Linked DNA regions of Homo sapiens: region 2 is linked to region 1. Evidence: chromatin loops called from intact Hi-C (ENCODE). Cell type or tissue: HCT116. All regions are shown on one strand. Links, peaks and the distances in the headings refer to the core of each region. The heading gives the core; the rest is flanking DNA.

Region 1 (9,438 bases), core at 3,739-6,238:
GAAGTTTCCACCCAGTGGTTGGGCACTAAGTGCTGGGAGAGCTGGGTGATGGGGGAGGCAAGTGGGGACAGCAGCTCACAGGTCATAGGTCTGTCTGGGTGCAGGTCAGAGGCACCATTGGGGGAAATACCTGGATGGCCAGTTTCTAATTATGGGGCAACAAATGATCATAGAATTTGATCATTTACTTTGTAGCATGCCTTTGAGTCATTATCATGGGCTCTGGGGATCTATGAATGCCAGGTTGGAGTTCATATACCTTGTAATAAGGTTAGCATTCATAAAAACATGCAGACCTTGTTAGGTGAAGCAAAAAGACTTCCCAACTTTCACCAAAATAGTGTTGTGCTATCTTTGCATTTATGCCTCTACTTTCAGCCAGAATTCCCCACATCTGGCCATCAACTCCTCTAAAGGGAGAAAAGGCTAAGATCCCCCATCAAGGACCAGTTCAGGAGGCCTGGCTTTTCATCTAGCTCCGGGTAGTGGCCTCATGGAGCACTGGGACCCCTGGGCTAAGGAGACCAGGGCAAATATCCAACTCAGTTTCTGCAGGTCTTGGTTTTGGGATATATTTTTGCATGTTTTACATCACAGAGATGAAATTCATCTCTAAACAACTACCCCCTTGGATAATATTTGAGATATTTTCAAACTTACAGAAAAATGTGACAAATAAATACAAAAATAATGTATTCTTCACCCAGATTAATGAATTTTAAAGAATTTATCTTGTAGATATTTATTAGTATTTTTTATGAACTACTGAGAGTAGGTTGCATATTTTATGTCCCTTAACCTCTTAATATTTCAGGGTATGCCTCCTAAGAATAAAGATGTTCTCTTACGTTACCACAGTGCATTTATCACATTCAGGAAATTTACCTTTGAGGTACCATTTTTATGTAACCTACAGTGCATTCTCTAACTTTGGCAATTGTTAGGATGATGCCCTTTGGCCAATATTTTCCCTTTAGTAAAGGTTCCAGTCTAGGATAATTTATTGTATTTTGTTTTTATGTCTGGAGTGGCTTTTGAGAGACTTAGAATCTCTGTTCATTTCCTAAAATCCTGACTCAAGGTGTCATTGGAGCCTTTAATCTGTGCTACATGTATGAAGCATTCTGATCCGTTTGGCATAGAGGTACACCATCTGTATTCTCCCTGGGCTGCCATGCTCATGCCGGTGGCCTTGTGTCTAGAGATCCCAGATGGGCTTCACATCAGTGCAGGATCTCTGCATTCACCTCACTGTAGGATGACAGAGATGAGATACAGAGTCCTAGTTTCTGTATTAGGGCAGATGTAGGAAAGGTCAGGTTAACAACAGTCATGAGGTAGTAACATCCACTGTCCCAAGATGCTGGGCTAAGATGTTAGAGGCCTCCCCCAACCCAATCCCCAAACCTACTGCTTCTAAGAAGACCCCAAACTAGACTGCTACCTTTGCCTTTTGTAGCCCTGTTATAGCGGGGCTGTTTTTTTCATGAAAGATTTGCAGGGAGGCAAGAAGTATCTGGTCCGCAGGGCCTGAAGTGGCCTGAGGACAGAGAGGCATGGGCAGGGCCATACAAAGGAAGTCATGGTGTCTGATATTCAATCCCAGTAATGTCCTGAGTGTCAGTACTGCCCTGCTCTGGGAGGAACACCATGGTATGGTGCTGGCAGTGCCAGACTAGTACCATGGAGGTTTCCAAGCTTTGGGGATCAGTCTCATTAGAAGAGCTGCATCCAGGCATACATGGAGACCATGATGCTGGTGGAAGAGCTCAGAAGATCTGCCAAAATGGGAACTCTCAGAAGATAAGGCCAGCCCCAAAAGCTACCCTGAGGTTAAGTGACAATGACTCACAGAGTGAACTTGTGGACCCCTAGGAAAAACATGGAGGGTGGGGACTGAAGCCCACACTGAGAAGTGTGCACAAAAGAGAGTAATGGGTTGTTGACACAGAGGCCTGGTCTTGCCTGGGCATTGCTCATTCCAAGGGAGTGGCACACAGCACAGCTACATCCCGTTGCCTCCCTCCTCAAGGGCTGAGCTGGGTGTTTGGCAAAGAGGTACTTTTCTGCCTTTAGACAAGAACTAGCACTTACAACTATATCTCAAGTGTGGAGTTTCCAAAAGTGTGTTCCACAGATGACCAGCCCCATGACATGGTCTGCCAGAAGAGACTCCTTGGCCTAAAAAAATGTAGAAAACCCTCCAAGCTGTGACCCTTTTTTAGAATTAAGACCTTTGAGAGAAAACAGTTTAATCCAATGTTCCCGGGGCTTGCTCAGCCAGGGAACCATTTTGTATCCTGGTTGTAGCAGTGTGACTGTGTGTGTGTGTGTGTGTGTGTGTGTGTGTGTGACAGAGTGAGAGAGAGAGAGAGAAAAAAAGAGAAAGAAAAAGAGGGAGAGAGAGCGCACGTATGCCTATGTACATGTGGTAGCCAATAACATTCCACAGACCCCACTCTGAAAACGTTCTCCCGGTAAACTGACTGCAGGAAACCTCCAGCCTGTCCTGCCTCAAGGCTCCCTGAGCTCTGAAATGCATTCTGCAGCTGGTACTACCCTCTGAGTACTGATGGCAGCTCCTGACTTGGAGGGTAGCCCCTAAAACAGGATGTCTTTCTCTGGCAGCAGAAAGGAAGGAAGTGGTCCACCTGAGCCTTGGGAATTGAGACTTTTGGGAACTGGGATGTGAAGGCTGAGAACGGGGAACCCAGATACCAGCCACAGTCCCATTTGCAGAGGCAACAGGATTTCTAACCAGGCCTCAGGCACTATTACTTGAGTTGTTAAGAGACAGCTGTCTTCACCTGATAGAGGTATTCACGAGGCCTGAAAATAAGCCCTTCTGGCAAAAATCCATCCTATACACCCATGAGGCACTTCCAAAATCCAAATGTTATAAAGAAAGTTTGACAGCACACAGGAAGCTGATATGTACACCTAACCTGTATTTTCTCATCCAAATGGGGTACCCAAAAGTGTGTCTGGAAATAGAGCACACAAGAGAGGAAGGAAAGTGGAGTAGGGACAAAGGAGAGAGGGGAGAGGGGGAGAGAACAACAGAGAGAGATCTAAGTTAAGGCTTCAGAACTGTGACACTCCGGCCAGTGCTGGCCATGAGACACCTGCTGAGGAAGGAAGCAAAGTGCCCTTTGCTTCTTTTTATTTTATTTTTAATTGATAAATAATAATTGTACATACTTATGGGGTATAACATGAAGTTACAATATGTACGATGTATAGAGGTCAAATCAAGATAATTCACATACATCAACTCAAACATCAATCATTTCTTTCTGTTGGGGATATTCAAAAGCCTCTCTTCTAGCTATCTAAAATATATAATAAATTACTGTTAGTTATAGTCATCCTACAGTGCCCTTTCTTCTGAGCCAGAGAAAAGAGACACACTCAAAAAAGACGTAAAATAACTCTGCTGAGATGAACATCTTGCATGCCCATTTGCTCTGCCAAACAGTCAAATCCCTCCAATAATTTAGAAATACAGGGTTATCTTGGGATATGGAGTGTGTCCCTACCACCAATCTGGACTCACCAACTGGGACTGTATTTTTGGTTTGGAATTAGCATGGACACAAGCTCAGAGGCAAAACTCACCATAAAAAAAAAAAATCCCATGGAGGCAAAGAATGGAACATCAAGAAAATGCTCTTACAAGCAGAACGTCAGACTAATGATGACGCTGGGATGAAACCAAGGAATATACAGTAGGAAATTCATTCAGACAATTAAGACACGAGGGCCATTAACTTAGTGACAGATTCCCACCCCTGGAGTTAACTGCTGTTTGCTAGCTGTGTGACTTTAGAAGTACTGCCAGACCTCTCTGGGCTTTATTTCCCTCATCAGTAAAGTGGTGATTAAAAGTTCCTACCCAGTAATGCTGCTGTGAGGTTTTAAGATTTTCTTAGAATAGCACCTGGCACATACTAGGCATTGAATAAATGATAGTTGTTATTATTGTTGCTGTTATTATTAATGTAATATGTAGTATGTTCTGCTAAGCAGGACAGAGGAAAATAGTAGCAGAATTAAATTCTAAGCAAAAGGGACAGGTTGGCATGTTTTTATTTGAGAGGACGAATCCCGCTGTGAGTTAACTCTTGGTGGCTTTTGTCTGGTGATGCTGAGTTACTTCTGGGACAATAAGCACGAGGCTGCTGCTATAGTCTCAAGATTCAACAGTAAATCACTGTGTATCCCTGCATCGTGTTGTTATTCTATGGATTAAACAAGATAATGCATGTAAAATGCTTAGCCCATAGTGGCATTTAATAAATAGCAGCTATTATTTCTGATATTCTCATTATCAATATCATTACAGCAATAATAATATTGTCACATACTAGCACCGAGTGATCCAATTTACAGTCTAACAATCATGCAGATGGAAGACTCAGCTGCAGCCTACCTGTTTTCCAAAAGGGGGTTAAAACTGATTTTCATCTTTTCCCTTTTTACGGTGAGATGATGAATATAAAAGTGTTTTGTAAATTCTAATGTATATTTCATCTTTTTTCTGAAAAATTAAAAAAATTAAAAGGCTCTCCCAATTTGTGGTCTCCAAGGTATTTTGCCTGCTACATTTTATTTTCAAAATGTTACCAGTACTTAATTCTCCCTGGTTCTCAGCAGTGGAAATGCTACGCCAATTGAAAGCCTCTGTCTGGAACACAAGAGAAATTCCGCCATCTGCTGGCCACTCGGAGAACTGCTCGGGAGAAGCTGCCCACAGACCCGTAACTACGGGGGTGGTAAAGGTGCAGGAAGGCTGACAGTCACCTGCCCGGTGGTTTGAGATCCAAGGGGGCATGGAGGACCCAGCCATCACTGTGGTCTCTGGAGGGTCACAGCTTGAATCCGTCTGCCATGCTCCTGCATGTGTGGCATCTGTCCCTGCCTGTCTCTCAGGACAACACCTGCCTTTGCAACTCTAGAAGCAGATGATAATTCAGAGACAGCAGGCCTGAGGTGCCAATCACTCTGTTCCTTGGCATTTTGCCCCATTCTTAGCCTGGCAGCACATCAAAGCCTGTTGCCTTCTGGCCTCTGCTGGAGGCTTAGGCCGCCACAGGCTCCAGGTCTCCTTGGCTATGTCCCTTCCTCTCCCCAGGGCCTCCACCATGTGTGAGACAATGCAGCCCACCAGGAATTGAGGCAGGGGCCACCCCCACTGAGCTGGGTGAACAGAGATGCTGTCCAACCCCAGGGCTTACTGCGCCAGGTTCCACCTCTCCTGGGCAGTGAGCAGCTCTTGTCAAGTCCTTATTTTATTTAATTTTATTTTTTATTTTTTTTCAGACGGAGTCTCGCTCTGTCACCCTGGAGTGCAGTGGCGCGATCTCGGCTCACTGCAAGCTCCGCCTCCTGGGTTCACGCCATTCTCCTGCCTCAGACTCCCGAGTAGCTGGGACTACAGGCGCCCGCCACCACGCCCGGCTAATTTTTTGTATTTTTAATAGAGACGGGGTTTCACCGTGTTAGTCAGGATGGTCTCGATCTCTTGACCTCGTGATCCGCCCACCTCGGCCTCCCAAAGTGCTGGGATTACAGGCGTGAGCCACCGCGCCCGGCCCAAGTCCTTATTTTAAACACACATTTCAACACAGAGAAAGCCTCACACACAATGGAAGGCTCTTAGCACCTAGGAAGAGGACTCTAGGAGACTGCTTCTGAGCCAAATGCATTAATGTGTAGACCATACAGAAGCTGACCCATGTTGAGCACTTACCATATGCCAGGCATTGTCACATGTGTTTTCATGGATTAAGGCATTTAATCCTTACAACAACTCTCTGAAGAAGATACAATTACTATCCTTATTTTACAGGTGAGAAAACTGAGGCACAGACAGTCCCAGCAGCTTACACAAGGATTTCTAGCTTGCCACTGGTGGAGCTGGGACTTGAACCCAGGCTGCCTGGCTCCAGAATTCACATTTCCAATCCCTATGTTTGATCTAAATACTTAATTTAACATGGAAAGACCAAACACAGTAATACTCCTTATGCACAATTTTGCTTTCATGGTTCCAGTTACCCAAAGTCAATTGGAAGTCAGAAGATATTCAATGGAGAACTCCAGAAATAAACAATTCATCAATTTTAAATTGCATGCTCTCTGAGTGTGATGAAATCCTGCTCTGTCCTGCCTGGGATGTGAATCCTCCCTTTGTCCAGTGTGTCTGCACTGTCCACACTCCCTGCCCATTAGTCACTTGGCAGCGAGTTTGTTTATTAGATCGACTGCCAAGGGACTGCGTGCTTGTGTTCACGGAACCTGTATTGTACTTATTAAAAGCCCCAAAGCATAAGAGTAGTGATGCTGGGATATTGTTGTAATTGTTCCATTTTTATTATTGTTGTCATTAATTTCTTACTGTGCCTAATTTATATTAAACTTTATCATAGACATGTATGTATAGGAAAAAAATATAGTATATATAGGTATACAGGGTTTTGTACCATTCGTGGTCTCAGACATCCACTGGGGGTCTTGGAATGGTCACCTGAAGATAAGGGTGGACTACCGTAATGCAAGAGCATGAGAGGTCATTGACATGATGGAGTCTTATGATCACAAGCAGAGGCTCCCCGGTACTGACAATGGGGATCCAACTTGAGAGATCACAGATGAGTGATGGCTAGAGTGAAAGAAGGAGGTTCTGGGAAACAGGAACCCAGCGAGAATCAGGGATGGGTCAGTACAGTCATATGAGAACATGAAAGAGATAGAGACCAACAGGAAAACAAAGACCAAGGGACAAAAGTCTTATCCATTTATTTAGTCTTCATATTTATTTATATTTATTATTGAAACTGAATAAACTTAGCTCAACCACAGACCCATGCAGCTCGTGGAGCTGAGGAGGGGCACTGCTGATAAACAGCATGAAATAGTTCAGTTGCCAGACTGGGGGTTGGCCTTGGTGTTAAACCACTGCCCAACACGGCAGGACTAGCGGACCATCTTCCATGCCCTCAGGTGTGGTGGACTGCTCACACCTACCCATCCCTACCACCAACAGGCCCTGCGAATGGCACTGTCACTCTCACAGGGTCTACAGGAGGCCAGGCACTGAGACTGCTGGGGAGACCAGGAGACTGCATTACATACTACATGTACCCCACCTTCATGGAGTTTACATTCTGGTGGGGGCAAGGGAAGGGCACAGAATGCAAACAGGTAAAGTAAGTAAAATAGTTACAAATTGGAAGATATGCTTTAAAGGAAATGAACAGGACACTGTGCTGGTGAACAATGGGGAAAAAGATCCACTGAACACAGAGAAAACCCAGCAGTGTTTGGCCAGGCCTCTCATTTCAAAGGGCCTCCTATTCCCAATGCTGCGGAGCCTTGCAAAGGTGCAGGGGGCAACTTACAGACCGAAAGATGTCACACTTGCGGCTCTGATCAGTCCTGTGCCAGGACCTCACCACCACACCGCAGGACTCAGCTTCTATGCTACATGTTCTTTTAATGAACTCTCCATCTTCTTGTGTGTCAGTGAATTTGAGTCCCATTGTATCTTTCATTGTGATAGACAAATGATATAATTTTAATTATTCTGCAAATTTGGGCCCTTGATTTGGCTTTTCATTTGTTGGGGGAGGCGTGGGAGCCTCAAAAACAGGTGTGTTTAGCTGCTGGTGCTGAAGGAAGGCCTCCAGGAGGGGGGTGGACTTCAAGTTGGGAGCTGCAGGAAGAACTGAGGGGAAGAAGGGCACTTCCAGCTGTATGATGAGGCTACTACCTGTTTGGAGGACAAAAGCCAACTCTCAAGGACTTACATTAAAAAGAAAATTTAAATACAGTTAGGAAATAAAAGATCTCGGTAAGTTCTAGTAGAAAGGCGTAGAATAAGTCCAAGACAAACCGATTCTAATTTAGCCAAAAGTGGGAAGAACAAAGACCTTCTGTACAACTTAACACTATCCTTAAGCTTGATTTCTCAAGATTCACAGGGAGAGATTTTGAAATGAATCACTGAATTGTAAGAAGCTAGGTCAACTGGCAGATTGTGTATCTCAGATTCATCCTGCTTCTGAAAATAGGCATTAAAACTGCAGCAACCTGGAAAAAATAAAAGCTGAGGTGGGATTTTAAATGACAGCCATAAGGACATGCCTTGTGGTGAAAGATGGTGGTTGGATAAGGAAGGGCTGCTCAGCTGTCTACTAAGGGACGCGGTCTCTGGTTCATTCCTCAAGAGTTTCCATAGGCTGCACAGGACAACAGCTTTCTCATTTAGGCTGGAGTTGAGGATGCTTAAAGTTTTGTTTTTTTCCACAACTACCTGCACTTTGAGGGCAACAAAGTGAGAATGACTCATGAGAGATGGTCCTGTTTGGACCAGAGGCAAAGCAACAACCAGCCCATCTGGGGAAAATTTGTCTCTAGGAGAACAGTGTTTGTGTATTGATAATATAAAATTAGATGACAGCATCCCCTTCTTCTCTTCCCTACCACCAAGGAGGAACTGAACCTTCAGAAATCCACTTGTTTTTTGTTTGTTTGTTTGTTTGAGACGGAGTCTCACTCTGTTGCCCAGGCTGGAGTGCCTTGGAGCAATCTTGACTCACTGCAACCTGTGCCTCCTGGGTTCAAGCGATTCTTTGGCCTCAGCCTCCCAAGTAACTGGGACTACAGATGCATGCCACCATGCCCAGCTAATTTTTGTATTTTTAGTAGAGATGGGGTTTCACCATATTGGGCAGGCTGGTCTCAAACTCCTGACCTCATGATCTACCCACCTTGGCCTCCCAAAGTGCTGGGATTACAGGCGTGAGCCACCATGCCCAGCCAATTTTTGTATTTTTAGTAGAGATGGGGTTTCACCATATTGGCCAGGCTGGTCTCGAACTTCTGACCTCATGATCCACCCTCCTTGGCCTCCCAAAGTGCTGGGATTACAGGTGTGAACCATCACACCCAGCCTCCAGGAATACACTGTTTAAATTTCTCTTTCACAAGTGATGCCCTGGTTAAATCCCTTCATCACATTTTGCATCTCTTCTTCAGATGAGTTTCCCAAGAGAAGAGCTCAGTCTCCCTCCCTGGTTACTCAACTAATGTCTAAAATGTCACTGGTCCTCACTATTTATTAAATGACTGAATTGCCAGATTATCAAAATCCATACATACTACCAGAGAAGTCTCTCTGGCTGTTACGAAAAGATTGGTTTCTCCTAAATCAACAGTCACTGAGAACCAACCATTCATTGAATAACTCATTCACTTCACAACTGTATATCTAGCAAGGATCTTAGTAAGTGCCAGACCCCTTGCAAGATTTTCCAGACACAGCAGCAAATAAAACAGACAAGATTCTGGCTCCCAGGGAGTTGATAGTAGGTAAGACCAGGGATCATCACACATTTCTATAAAGAGCCAGAGCATAAATATTTAAGGCTTTGC
Region 2 (9,438 bases), core at 4,305-6,804, 1.8 Mb before region 1:
AAACAAAAAATTAGCCAGGCAGTGGTGGTGCACGCCTGTAAACTCAGCCTCTAGGCTGAGGCACTAGAATCACTTGAACCCAGGAGGCAGAGGTTCCAGTGAGCTGAGTTCGTGCCACTGCACTCCAGGCTGGGCAACAGAGCAAGACTGTCTCAAAAAAAAAAAAAAATCAACAGCAACAAAAAACTGGACAAGAATGTTCAGTATCACTTTACTCTTAATAGCCCCAAACTGAAACAACCCAAATGTCCCTAGATGGGTAAATAATTTGTGACATTGGCATACAATAGAATATTATAAATTAACTTTTTAAAAAGCAACTACTGTACAAACAAAATTATGGATGAATCTTACAGACATAATGTTGAGGGGAACATCTAGAAAGAAAAGAAGTACATTCTTCATGATCCAATTTATTTGGAAGTAAATAAAATTAACCAACAGTGATGAAGGTCAGAACAGTGGTTACTTGTTGAGGAGGTAATGACCAGGAGGGGCAACAGGGAGCCTTCTGTGGTGCTGGTGGTGTTCTATATCTTGATATCATTTGTGGTTACAGGAGTGTGCCCACTTTGCCAAGATTCATTAAGCCCTTAGGATTTAGGTGCTTAACTGTATGACTATTACATATTAATAAAAAAGTCAAACCCACAAATGCCCTGGAAACCTGAATTTCAAATTAAAACATGTTTTCACTCAGCTTTATAGTATTGATACAAACTATAGCATATTTTTTGAGTGGGGGACAGAGTCTTGCTCTATCACCCAGGCAGGAGTGCAGCGGTGCAATCTCGGCTTACTGCAACCTCCACCTCCTGGGTTCGAGTGATTCTCATGTCTCAGCCTTCCGAGTAGCTGGGATTACAGGCCAGCACCACCATGCCTGGCTATTTTTTTCTGTATTTTTAGTAAAGATGGGGTTTCGCCATGTTGTCCATGATGGTCTTGAACTCCTGGGCTCAAGAGATCCACCCACCTCGGCCTCCCAAAGTGCTGGGATTATAGGCGTGAGCCACTGCACCCAGCCTATAGCATAATGTTTTTGTAAAAGTTCTATAAGTTGTAGAAACTGAAATTCCAACTAATGTATTGTTCTAACATAATAGAAAGATTTTATTTTATTTTATTTTATTTACATATTTTTGAGACAGAGTCTTGCTTTGTCACGACCAGGCTGGAGTGCAGTGATGCGATCTCAGCTCACTGCAACCTTCTCCTTGTGGGTTTAAGTGATTCTCAGGCTGACTCCTGAGTACAGGCGTGCACCACCACACCTGGCTAATTTTTGTATTTTTAGTAGAGACGGGGTTTCACCATGTTAGCCAGGCTGGTTTTGAACTCCTGACTTCAAGTGATCCCCCTGCCTAGACCTCCTAAACTGTTGGGATTACAGGCGTGAGCCACGGCGCCTGGCAATAGAAAGATTTTAGTGTCCACTTGTGTGTGTGTGCATCCTTTAAAAATCAATAGATATATAGAATGCTCTTATTAGAAAACATCTGCACTATACTTTAATAACTAATTAATTGGTCTTCCATTCTTAGGGATTTATGCTCTGCATGAACAGATCCGAGGAGACCAGTTACAATTATTGTACAAACTAAGGCCAAATTAGGCAGTAGACTCTCCTGATGTTCTAATATTTTGAAATGTAGAAGGAACTGTTTGAATGCCTAATAAGGCTTTTACAAATTTTGGGACTTCATGATCAAAGCAAACTACAATTAATACTCATGGAAGATTAACTAAGAGAAAAATGCAAAGGTGAATCAATATCCTTGAGAGAAGACTGAGAAATAGAGCAAGCCAGCAAGGGTTTTAGAGCCTACAGGATTCCTCTTTTCAAATAGTAATTATATATATATTCAAACATTCTCTCTCTTTCCCCCTCTCTCTCTCTCTCTCCACACACACACACACACACACACACACACACACACACACACACACTCTCACAACTCTGCAAGATACTCTTGTTATCCTCCTATTTCATGGATATAGAAGCTGAGGCTTAGAGAGATTATGTTGTTCAACTCAGGACACCATGTCCGTGAGTGGAGGGTCCATTATTTAAATATAGATATGGCCAACTCTATAGCCCATGCTTTTATTCACTCCTATTCACAGCAGTATTTCTTGAAGTATGAATTATGCCACCTGCATCCAAATAGCAGGGGAAGCTTGTCAAGTATTCATTCCCAGGTGCCCAGTGCAGCTGGAGTTTCTGAAGTTGGAGCTTATGAGTCTCCATGTTTCTTAAGGGCTCTGAAGGTTGAGAAAAACCGCTTCGGTTTTGCTGTCATGATTTTGAATAGGAGTGGGACATTTTGTCCAAACCCAACTTAGCAAGTACCAAGTTTACTCAAGTATCAAATAATAGAAGAGAATAATGCTCCTTAAGTGTGTACATGCTGTTGTTGTCGCACACAATTCCTCTCCCATTCACTAGCATTTTACCTGAGATTTTCAAGAGTGTAGATGTTTTCTAACCATTTTCAAGCTGTTGAGTGCAGTATACACAAAGGAAACATTGAGTTTGTTTAAATAAACATTTGTAACTCCCAAGAAGAGTATGTGCCTATTGATTGTTTCCACTACATTCTAAATATTAAGTTGAAGCAATACATTAATCAGAGGGACCATTATTCTGCCTACGCTGTTCTCTGTATCAAACCCCTTGAGACTGGTTGAAATACCAAATATGATGTGGCATGTGTTTCTTCAGTAAAAGATAGAAGACAAAAAACGATGTGAAAACAATCAAATAATATGTAACGGCTGATTCTTTCAGCCTTAATGAAGTTATTAGGATGTTTCCTTCTCCAAAGCCTTACTTTCTTTAAAAAAATGAAAGGAAGATGGGAAAGGGGTAAATAGAGGTTGTTAAAGCTTAAACTTTGCATTTTCTCCCCTCTCAGTTTTTAGAAACAATATTGAAAATTTGAAAATTTCTTGGTACAGGGACAGAAAAACAACAGTAAATAATTAAGAAGCTGAGTCATTAGGGATGTGAAGTGCAGTCAGACTTGGGTTTGAGGCCAGCTCTTCTACTGAGCATTAGGATCTTCGGTGAGTTCCTTATCATCTCTCTTCAGTTTCCTCCTCCTTAAGTATAATAAGAATGGGACTTATTTCATGGGGCTCAGAATCCCCTTTACATGAAATAATTGCATGCGCGATGGATAGTACAGTGCCTGGAACATAGTAAGCATATAAAAGTCATTAGCTATTATTGTAACTGCTATTGTCTGTTTCTTCTATGATACTTACCATTTATGTTGAATGAAAACTTCCTTTAATAGAAACTAAATATGAAATGTACTATTAGAAATTTCGTGAGTTCAGGAACTTATGAAATAAAAATAACAAGAGGCCATTTAACAACATTTCCAGGCTTGTGTGATTTTAAGGGATCTGCTGCGCCAGGTGTATGCTGCCTTAAACAAGTTCCTTATTGTTTCCTGGATTGTGCTGCTGTAAAGGTTTCTTCTGTTTTCTTCCAGAGCCAGAGTTGCTGGTTTCTTTTCTGTACATTAGCAACTCCCACACCGCTCAGATATAAGGTTTGAGAACCAAAAATAAAGTTGTCTTGTGATACCGAGGAAAAGTTGATAGAAATGAGGTTAGCTTGTCAGTCTGGTATGTTTTCTGAAGATCTCTTCATTCTAGTTCTATTACTATGTGCGGAATTACCATAGTGATTTTTTTCTCTACTAAAAATAAAATTTCCTCCTATATATAGAATGTGTGTTTAGTACAGAAGAATTGAAAAAAATAGAAAAGTAGAAATATGAAAACGAATACTTTCTAATTCTAACAAAAATTAGAGTTAACACTTTGGATTGCTTCATTATAGACTTATTTTTTCTTCCATGGAGATATATATATATATATCTCCATGGAAGAAATACATATATATGTATATATTTCTCATTAACAAGCAAAACTGTGTATAGAGATTTGTATCTGTCTTTTCTCCCTAAGGTATCTTCATAGATATCTCCTATCATAGTATATTTTCCCAATTTAGTTTCTTTTTATTGACATGAAAAATATTTTTAAAGACAGGTCTACCACTCAGGTGTGATTATATTATATTTTAGACATAATTTTTTACTAATTCACTTAGTCATCAAATTTTTATAATGCACTTACTACTCAAAAAGCACTAGACCGTAACTTTTTGTGGACAGGAACTTTGGTCATGTCCACCTCTATCTCCAGTTTCTAGTACTGTGCCTGGGAGGTAGAGATGTGCAGCAGATGTTATTGAACAAATGATTATTGAGTAAACACTTGTTAGTATATCCCTTACCTCAACTAGGGGTTGAAGTTTTCAAAAAAGTCACACTGCTGTCACGAAAGTGTATCTGAGCCAACTCTGTGTTGGATTCTGAAGTGTGGGGGTGACAGGCTTGACTCAGTGAATAGCTTTTTTTTTGTTCCAAGGTCTGGGGGAAAGGAGATCCAGACTCAACTTGTTTTATGGTTTTTAAAATGGAAAAAAAGGATCTTTGCCGATGGCATTTGTGTGTATTTGTGCGCGTGTTTGTGTGTGTGTGTGTGTGTGCACATGGATGTATATAAAAATATACTTTCAAGGCCTGACCCCATGGCACACACCTGTTATCTCAGCACTTTGGGAAGCCAAGGAGGGCAGATTGCTTGAGTTAAGGCTCAGGCATTTGAGACCAGCCTGGGCAACATGGAGAAACGTCGCCTCTACTAAAAATACAAAAAAGTAACTGGGCTTGGTGGCACACGCCTGTAGTACCAGCTACTTGGGAGGCTGAGGTGGGAGTATGGCTTGAGCCTGGGAGGTCGAGGCTGAGTGAGCTGAGATCACACTGCTGTACTCCCGCCTCGGCAACAGAGTGAGACTCTGCCTCAAAAAAACAAAACAAAACAAAACAAAACAAAACAAAACAAAACAAAACAAGTTCTTTCAAAGAAGCTCTTCACATACATATTTATTTTTTGAACAGAAGTATATTTGCATTTGGTCTGCTGAGACCTCTCAAATTACTTCCATAACCTCCCCTCAATGTTCCATCGGTCTTCCAAATACTAAGAACACAGCACTCTCATAGCAAAATGCTTCATAGGTCAACTCAAGCTGGAGCTAGGCAGAAAGTGGTTTCCAATCTGAAAAGGTAATTTCCTTTCTAAGATTTAAGATTAAAAAATAATTGAGGCCCAGGAAGATGGTCTGTCCTATAAGAAAAATGACTTCTTCCCTCGTGACACTTTCTTGTTGGAGGTGAGTTCAGAGTAGAAGTTGGCTGGGAATGTGTGTAGCCTGAGCAGATGGAAGTGGGGGTATGGAGTGGGACCCAATTCCAAACTCATTTAGGTCAACTCATTGAAACAATCATAATCTGTAGGAAGTCCTACAGCACAGACTCTGGCAATATTTCCATGCCCTTGGTCTCATCCCTGTGCCTGTAAAATATACTTATTATGCTATGACTTTTCTGTCTGTGTAACAGGGATGGACATACTTGTAATGTTTCTTTGTTACCTCCGTATTATATTGTTTTTAGGGTTAAATCCAGAAGGAGTAGTGCTGGCTCTCTTGGTTGGAGAAAAGTGCCTAACAGCCACTGCATTACTACTATTTTTAAAATGTTTGATATGTTTTTATCAAAGTAATATGCACACATGTTTAAAAAGCTGTACAGAAAGACTTGTCATGAATGCAGTTGTCCCCTGCTCTGTCCCCTCCCCACCACCAGAGGGAGACCCTTTTAACCATTTCTGTTTTCAAGTGATTACCTTAGTATCTCTAAATGATATTCATTTCCTACTATTTTTTAATTGTTCCAATTGCATTGTCAACTGCTGACTCCTCAGAAGGACCATCAGAAAAGCCTGTTGACCAAGCAAAGCTGAGTTTTTAGACTTATTCCAGTAGGGAGAACACGTTCATAGACTTCTAGTCGTGTCTCAGAAGGAAGAGGTCAGGGAAAGATATCTGTAGAGTTTAGGGTGATTTTTCAGGCTAGTCTTGCAAAGCAGAAACTGATTGGAATTGGGCTGAGGTTATGGCATACTAATTTTTGATTGGTGGGAAAAAGGTGAAACTTTGAACCAAATGTTGATGTTAGTTTTGATAAGTAAGCTATTTAATTAGTTGACAGTCTAATCTTCCAGGAGTAGTTATTCTTTGGAGCAAAGAACTGAGTAATTTATTGTTTTGTCCCAGTATTGTTTAGCATAGAAACAGAAGGCAAGTTTAGTATGCGTTCCTAGGACAGTGTTGAGTAACTTTTTGCTATGATCATGAAGATTGAATCAGATTATTATTATTATTTATTTTTTAGAGGCAGAATCTTGCTCTGCCACCCAGGCTGGAGTACAGTAGGGCAATCATAGCTTACTACAGCTACAAACTCCTGGGCTCAAGCGATACACCACCTCAGCCTCCTGAGTAGCTGGGACTACAGGCATGTACCATCATGCCCTGCTAATTTGAATTAGATGATTTATACCTCCCACCACTCCACTTCTTATTCTTCAAAACTAGCCCATTCCTTCAATGACCAACTCTACTCATGCAAGCTAGAAACTTAAGCTTCCTATTCTTTGCTCCATCACCACAGGTAGCATCTCTTTACCATCCCTTCCCTCAAGCCCCAGTTTTGTAGGATGGATTTGTTCTATGATTCTTGATGATAAGGAAACTCATATTTCTTTAGTTTGCCAAATTAAATAACATCTAACTCAGACCTCACCAGTCTACTTGGCATGATGCCTAATCAGAGTTATTTCGGGTACCCCCTCCCCTCAGGGCTGGAAAATGGTTCCAGGGACTTAATGAGTATTAAGAAAAATCAGGGTACTGGGCTTGATACCTGGGTGATGAAATAATATCCATGACAAATCTCTGTGACAAGTGTTTACCTATGTAACAAACCTTCATATGTACCCCCAAACCTAAACTAAAAGTTAAAATAAATAATTAATTAATTAAATTGATAAATAAATAAAAAGAAAACTCAATTAGTGGTGACTCTTTTTTTCTCTCTAATCTGGGTTCATTTCAGGGAGGTTGGTTCTGAAGCCCCTCTTTCTTCTCTTCCATGCCAGATGTGGCTGCTGGGACTTCATACCATCTTTTAACATTAAGCTTAGTGCTCAGTCCCCAGGGATTCACATACTTGCTCCATCAAAGCTCCTGTCAATCATAGGTAATGGGGCGTGCGTCTGCACTTTCACTGAGCCCTTTCATTCCCTGGTTTTGGGGTAATTCAGCTTTCTCTGGGTTCAGGTTATTTTCCATCACTTCAATTTTTGAGAACCTCCATCTCTGGCACTTCCAGTTCTAGCATTCTAATACATGTGGCAGTTAAGGCCACAGGCTCTGTTATCAGCCTTCCTGTGTTGAAATCATCATTTTCCCCAGACCTCTCTATGCCTTGGAGCTCCCTAAGCCTCAGTTTCCTGGCAAGTGAGAATGACAATAAATCCCTGCTGCATAAGGTTGTGGTGAGGAAGAAATAATGTAATTGTCATGAGGCATTCTTTGCACCATGCCTGGCACTTAGTAAACCTTCAGTAAAGGTCAACTATTCTTATAATTATTATATTGCTCTGTTATTTGAGGGATTTTTTTTTGTTTGAGATGGAGTCTCACTCTGTAACCCAGGCTGGAATCTCGCTCTGTAGCCCAGGTTGGAGTGCAGTGGCACAATCTTGGCTCATTGCAACTTCCAGCCTCTGGCTTCAAGGGATTTCCTCCTCATGCTCCTGAGTAGCTAGGACCACAGGTGCACATCGGGGTTTCACCACGTTGGCCAGGCTGGTCTTGAACTCCTGACCTCAGGTAATCTGCCTGCCTCGGCCTCCCAAAGTGCTGGGATTATAGGCTGAGCCACCATGCCTGGCCTAATTTGAGGTTTTTAAAAACAAAGTCTTCAAGTTTTCTCTGGGCAAGGGAAGCTCAGTACTCCAGTACATAAAGCCCTGGCTCCTTTCTAAGGAGGAGAAGAAAAGAATACGGTGAAAGTTAGGAAGAGATGATTTCTTAACCTGTTTACCCTGTCGCATTAGAAGCCTTGGCTTTATGATAGTACAGAGCTTCCCTAGATCAGGAGATGGCAAACTATAGCCTGCAGTGTTCCTTGTCTGATTTTACAAATATAGTTTTATTGGAACACAGCCACATCTGTTTAAGTTTTATTGTCGCTTAAAATCAGCTTTAGACTATGTAAATCTATGTATGACCCACAAACCTAAGATGCTTAATATCTGTTCCTTCAAGAAAATGTGTCTGGGCACAGTGGTCCATGCCTGTAATCCCAGCACTTTGAGAGGCTGAGGTGGGTGGATCAGGAGGTTAGGAGTTCAAGACCAGCCTGGCCAACATGGTGAAACCCTGTCTCTACCAAAAATACAAAAAAAAAAAAAAAAAAAAAATTAGCCAGGCACAGTGGTGGGCGCCTATAATCCCAGCTACTCTGGAGGCTGAGGCAGAAGAATTTCTTGAACCCAGGAGGCAGAGGTTGCAGTGAGTCGAGATCTTGACACTCCACTCTAGCCTGGGTGACAGAGGAAAACTTCGTCTCAGGAAAAAAAAAAAAAAGGAAAATGTTTGCTGATTCCTGGCTTAGACCATTTAGGTTGACTTAGAATTTAAGTTAAAGTACATTGAAGTTAAATGTGCATGGCTGAGTAGTGTGGGGTCAAGGAAACTACTCTGTGATGCTCAGCCTTCAAACAGAATGACATTGACAGGTCCTTCATGTTAACTGAGCAGGAAAGGCAAATAACTGAGTCAAGGAACATCCCCACTGCCTTCCATGTGTGCTGTAGCGGGCCTCCCAGAAGCTCCTTTGGATTCTGCCCTTACACATGGGCAAGAGAAAAATCCAACTTTTAAAGGACGCCATGTATTGTAAATATCCAAACACAAAGGTAGTTTTTCTTTTCACTCTTGAAAGAAAGTTGAGTAAACAGCAAGGAAGGAAGAAGGAGCTTTTAACCTAACTGGGCCAGTCTCCAGAGCCTGAGGATGCAGGGCCAAGGGCATGTAAGTGTGGCGGTATGGGGAGGGGTGACCTGGGAGGAGAAAATTACAGCCTCTGTGCTAGAAAACAGAGCTGCCTTTTTTCAAGTTGGCTGTCCCAAGTCACCCTAAGCAGATGTCCAGATAGACTGAGTTGCTTAGATAACTAGATGGTATCATTTCTTTGTTTGTTTATTTATTTATATTATACTGTAAGTTCTGGGGTACACGTGCACAAGGTGCATGTTTGTTACATATGTATACATGTGCTATGTTGGTGTGCTGCACACATTAACTCGTCATTTACATTAGGTATATCTCCTAATGCTATCTCTCCCCCATCCCCCCAACCCCATGACAGGCCCTGGTGTGTGATGTTCCCCACCCCATGTCCAAGTGTTCTCATTGTTCAATTCCCACCTATGAGGGAG

Evidence for each region. A loop is a pair of places that touch in the nucleus more often than their neighbours do. Peaks named below come from ENCODE experiments on the same cell type or tissue, not always from the same donor. Only the 100,000 strongest peaks of a DNase experiment are listed, where the experiment ranks them.
Region 2: it touches region 1 in a loop (4-fold over the local background); 15 of 110 quality-filtered maps call a loop at or near these places.

Annotation. Positions count from the first base shown.
Region 1 is chr3:59,570,886-59,580,323 of GRCh38, reverse strand. The region is part of intron 6 of CFAP20DC-DT (CFAP20DC divergent transcript); the gene reads right to left. Among named protein-coding and RNA genes, the nearest start is that of CFAP20DC-DT, 490 kb to the right of the region's middle. RefSeq lists a silencer at 4,587-4,881. In HCT116, for the core only: a CTCF peak has its summit at 4,734 (motif pointing left); DNase peaks (open chromatin) are centred at 4,683 and 4,995.
Region 2 is chr3:61,367,621-61,377,058 of GRCh38, reverse strand. All of the region lies in intron 3 of LOC105377114 (a long non-coding RNA gene), which reads left to right. Among named protein-coding and RNA genes, the nearest start is that of FHIT, 120 kb to the right of the region's middle. In HCT116, for the core only: a CTCF peak has its summit at 5,750 (motif pointing right); a DNase peak (open chromatin) is centred at 5,748; H3K27me3 peaks cover 369 bases.